Regions from separate parts of the Homo sapiens genome. Here region 2 is linked to region 1. A link is an interaction called in ENCODE POLR2A ChIA-PET data of the cell type or tissue named here. Cell type or tissue: IMR-90. All regions are shown on one strand.

What was found. ChIA-PET counts read pairs that join two places held together with the same protein. Peaks named below come from ENCODE experiments on the same cell type or tissue, not always from the same donor. Only the 100,000 strongest peaks of a DNase experiment are listed, where the experiment ranks them.
Region 2: POLR2A ChIA-PET joins it to region 1 with 8 read pairs; 2 of 35 experiments call an interaction of 5 or more read pairs at or near these places.

Annotation. Positions count from the first base shown.
Region 1 is chr4:186,607,835-186,610,334 of GRCh38, forward strand. FAT1 (FAT atypical cadherin 1) reads right to left here. Exons shown (of 27, transcript NM_005245.4): 15 at 1,967-2,181; 16 at 1,349-1,486. Among named protein-coding and RNA genes, the nearest start is that of MTNR1A, 54 kb to the left of the region's middle. In IMR-90, no CTCF peak of the experiment used is centred here; no DNase peak of the experiment used is centred here.
Region 2 is chr4:186,807,426-186,809,925 of GRCh38, forward strand. No RefSeq gene overlaps it. Among named protein-coding and RNA genes, the nearest start is that of FAT1, 85 kb to the left of the region's middle. RefSeq lists an enhancer at 1,230-1,524. In IMR-90, no CTCF peak of the experiment used is centred here; a DNase peak (open chromatin) is centred at 1,406; H3K27ac peaks cover 406 bases.

The sequences.
Region 1 (2,500 bases):
CTGCCTCTCCTTATTTGTTCATATTTATCTCAATCCCTCATGTCACTTCTATCAACATCTCCAACGGCAAGTACCATATCTACACTTAGGGTTTTCCAGTCTCTAAATCTGACTAAAATCTCCAAATACTGGCTGAGTAATTCTGCCTGAATATGCTATTTCCCTTTAAAAACCAGCATATTGAAAACCACATTCATTAGCCTCTCCCATCCCTTACACGTTTATACCTCATAACTTTTCTTTAATGGTACTACCCAGTCAAAGCAAGACCAAAAAATCAGGCTGCCTCTGACACCAATGCTTTCTACACGGAGCCATATCTAAGCTTTGTGGATTCTAATTTTTCCTTTGCAAATAGTTTCTTCATTTGGTATTCATAGACACCAAAATCCACTGGTGCTCAAGTCCTTGATATAAAATGGTGTAGTATTTGCATATAACCTATACACATCCTCCCAAACACTTTAAGTCATCTCTAGATTATAGTACCTAATACAGTATCAATGCAATGTAAATGGTTGTTATACTGCGGGTCGGGGTTGTATTTTTTTTGTTGTTGTATTGTTATTTTTTATTGTTTTTCTTTCTTTTTCTGGAGGCAGGGTCTCACTATGTTGCCCAGGCTGGTCTTCAACTCCTGGGCTCAGTGAATTCTCCCACCTATGCCTCCCATGTAGCTGAGACTATCGGAGGAGGCCACCACACCCGACATTTTTTCTTTTCTAATACTTTTCGATCCATGTTGAGTTGACTTCACGAATGCAGAATCTGCAGATAGAGGGGAGCAACTGACCTTCCTCAGCTCACAAATGCTCATACCCTAGTGCCTGAGGCATCAGGTCCAAACCTCTGGTCCTGGTTTTCTATGTGGCCAATAACCTGTGTGTAAAATACCTTCCTATTTTATCTCACTCTGCTTTCTTCTTATGATTACTCCAATACAACTGGGTAAAGTCCCCTAAATATATTTCTTGGCTTCTATCTGCATGCCTGTGTCCATGCAATTCCTCGCTGGAAATTCCCTTCTCTCAACCTCTATGATTTTCCAAACCTCTGCTATTATTTAAAACCCAGCTTCTAGCTTTAGGAAGTGTCTCAGAACACTGGAACCAACAGTAATTCCTTCCTGAATGCAAAGCTTTATTATCCAAACTTTATCCTAGCATGGAACACATTTCTCACATTGAGATCTTCATAGTGTCATTGCTTTTCGAGTGTTTACATGTTGCCGTCAGTTCTTGAGGCGGTCAGTCCTGCTCACACCACGCCCAGCAGACAAGAGCACAAGGCATTTCTAGTTATTGATGTGGTGATTTGTAAACAACGTAAATCAACCTTTTTCACTTACCGTTTCTCGGTCGAGAAGTTTGGTCACTTTGACTTCTCCCCTGACGGGGTCAATTGTGAACGAGCTTCCTTGGTTGCCATCTATAATTGAGTAGTGGATGTGGCTGTTGGAAGGTCCATCGGCATCATCGGCCATAACCTAGAACACACCACACTCCTGTTTAGGAGACAGCTAAGAAGAGGCCTAAACCTATTACACAAAATTTGTGATATTAATAGCTTAGCTGTTTCTTTTTGTTGTTGTTTTTTTTTTGAGATGGAGCCTTGCTCTGTCACTCAGGCTGGAGTGCAGTGGCACAATCTCGGCTCACTGCAAGCTCCGCCTCCTGGGTTCACACCATTCACCTGTCTCAGCCTCCCGAGTAGCTGGGACTACAGGCGCCCGCCACCACGCCTGGCTAATTTTTTTTTGTATTTTTAGTAGAGACAGGGTTAGCTTAGCTGTTTTAACACAATTATTCATAACAAAGTCAGCAATCAGTTGGCCTAACAAAAGACACTTTCAAATCTCCAAAATATTTACAAAGGCCGCTACAAAAACTAGATTGATTTTACTAAAAACTTTTGCAAAGATCCAGAAGATACACAGTTTTCACTGTAATGGGGAAAAAATACACACCGTGATGACAGACTGCTCAAGAACGGCATCTTCACTGATGACTGTCGTGTAGGTGTCTTGGCTGAACACAGGGGTATTATCGTTGATATCTGTTACATTAACGTTCACAGTGGCAACGTCGCTCAGTGAAGGCGTGCCTCCATCAGTGGCCTCTACTGTTAGGTAATACTCATGAGAGCTCTCATAATCCAGATTCTCAATGATAAATACGGCCCCTGAATAGAAATCAAAATTACTTCCAGCATTCTGCAATGCCACCACATTTTCCCACTATGACTGAAATAGATGAATGCTTTTGAGTACATTTAGTTTTCACTTCAAAAGTTTACTTACCATTTACGTATGTTTCCTATTTTCTTAATTCAACAATTAAAAACTATGAATCTGCCCATCCCTGGATCTTTATTTCTCTTAATTTTCATGATATTCTTCATGATATTTAAATTGCTTTTCCAGTCAACACCACCTACATCCCTGCTTATTATAAACATGATGATTGTATCATCCCTTCCATACCATAGCTCACTCGACTTC
Region 2 (2,500 bases), 200 kb after region 1:
CACAAAGGAACCTGGCAATGACCCTGCTAATAGAATACAGATTCTACAATACGTGCTGCAGCTAGTCACCCTTACATTTACTTACATGTTGTTTTACCTTAAAATATTACCGACCTAAGAAATATGACTTTTAAAGCAGTGTAATGAAAAACAGCTCATATACACATTAAGTCTGAGAATATTCTCATGCATCTTTTTTTGTGGAAGCATGTCTATTAATATTTTTAATTAAAGATACAGTGCAGCTTTTTCAAATGCATTAAGTGTTTTATGAAAAAACAAGCACGTGGTAGTATTTATGGGAAAGCTACCACTCATGTTTTTTCGGAATGAATGTTTTAGTAGAATATGTATATGACTGTCTAAATATATGTGTATACATACACACACATATGTATATATAAATAATCTTTGAAAATTGCTGAAGTGTGTGAGCATTTCAGGTTTAACTATATTGTTCACCTGAAATAAGTGAATACATGTAAGTGCTGACCCCGTAAAGAGTTAGATATCCCTGATAGGAGGAATTTCTGACATAGTGTCAACAAGTTCTTGCAGATCCAGATCAAGCCAGCTGCAACTGGGGTAACAGAATCCTTTCACGGTGTTACGAATGGATGATTTTCAGTTAGAGGCTATTAGTTGAGGATTACAGTGCCAGGCAAAATGATGAAGTTCAAGTACTTTGGAGAAAAATTCATCTCTGTGTTGCCATTTACCTTCTAGACATTCTGAAACAAATTTGGCCATGAGCTAGAATTTCCTGTAAAATTTTAACAGTTTTAAAGGAGTGTCTTACTGCACAACAAGGAATGCCTTGGCATGAGAAAACATTTTTGGAAAAGGAAGAATCATGGGAGATTTTTATCAAATAATGAAGAACTAGAAGGGAGGCGGGACATTGTGGTTTGAAAAAATGGCTGGCTTTGGTAGATTAAAACCTCTGATGTTGCCTTTGGAAAGTTGTTCCAGATGAAATTTTTCCACAGAATACTTAGGTAATAAGTCAATTCTCTGGGTAATTAGGCTGTGTCTACATACTTACATATACAGTCAGGCATCACCTAACAGCAGAGATACGTTCTGAGAAATGCAGCACCAAGCAATTTTGCCGTTGTGTGGACAGCATAGAGTGCACTTATACAGACCTAGACGGCACAGCCTCCTCCACACCTGGGCCATATGGTACAGCCTGTTGCTCCTAGACTATACACCTGCACAGCAGGTGACTCTACACTCTAGGCAATTGTAATACAACGGTTTGTATTTGTATATCTAAACGTAGAAAAGATACCGTAAAAATACAGTATAAAAGAAAAAGTTGTACATCTGTATGGGGAGCTTACCACGAGTGGAGCTTGCAGGACTGGAAGTGGCTCTGGGTGAGTCAGTGCGTGGGTGGTGTGTGGAGGTGAAGGCCTCAGACATGACTACGCACCACTGTGGACTTTATGAATGCTGTACACTTAGGCTGCACTAAATTATAAAACAGTTTCTTTCTTCAATAATAAATTAACCTTAGTTTACTGCAGCTTGTTAAACTTGATATACTTTTATTTTTAAAAAACCTTTTGATAACACTTAAAACGCTTTTAAGAACACTTAGCTTAAAACACAAATATACTGTACAGCTGTACAAAAGTATTTTTTCTTTATATCCTTATTTGATAAGCTTTTGACTGTTTAAAATTTTCTATTTTTATTTTTACTTTTTAAATTATTTGTTTAAAAACTAAGACACAAACACACACATTAGCCTAGGCCTGCATGGGGTCAGGATCATGAATATCACTGCCTTCCACCTCCAGATCTTGTCCCACTGGGAGGGCTTCAGGGGCGATAACACGCATGGAGCTGTCAGCTCCCATGACAACAGTGCCTTCTTGGATACCTCCTGAAGGGCCTGCCTGAGGTTGTTTCACAGTTAAGTTTTTTTGGTAAATCCATAAGCCAGTGACATAGTCATTTATTATTATTATCTAGTGTTATGTACTATATAATAATTGTATGGGCTAGAATTTTATACAACTGGGAACACAGTAGGTTTGTTGACACCAACATCACCACAAATACATGAATAATGCTTTGCCTCACGTCACTAGGCAATAGGAAGTTTTCAGCTCTATTATAATCTTATGAGACCATCATCATATATGTGGTCCATCTTGACTGAAAGTCCTTATGTGGCATACGACTATATTTAGTTTGGGAATTTTTGTAGGATTTAACAGATATATTTATTTATTTATTTTTAAAAACTATTGAATTTCATTTTAAAAGTGCACATATTCTAAATGTATACAGCTTGATGAATTTTACAATTTTCACTGTAGTATCCAGTCCCTACATCAAGAAACATAATATATTACCAGCATCTGAGGATCTCTGCTTGTATTTCTTTTCTCCTCATCCCTGTAGTAGCCACTATCTTTATTTCTAAATTATAGATTAATTTTGACTTTGTTACCTTATATGAATTGATTTACAGAAAATGTATTAT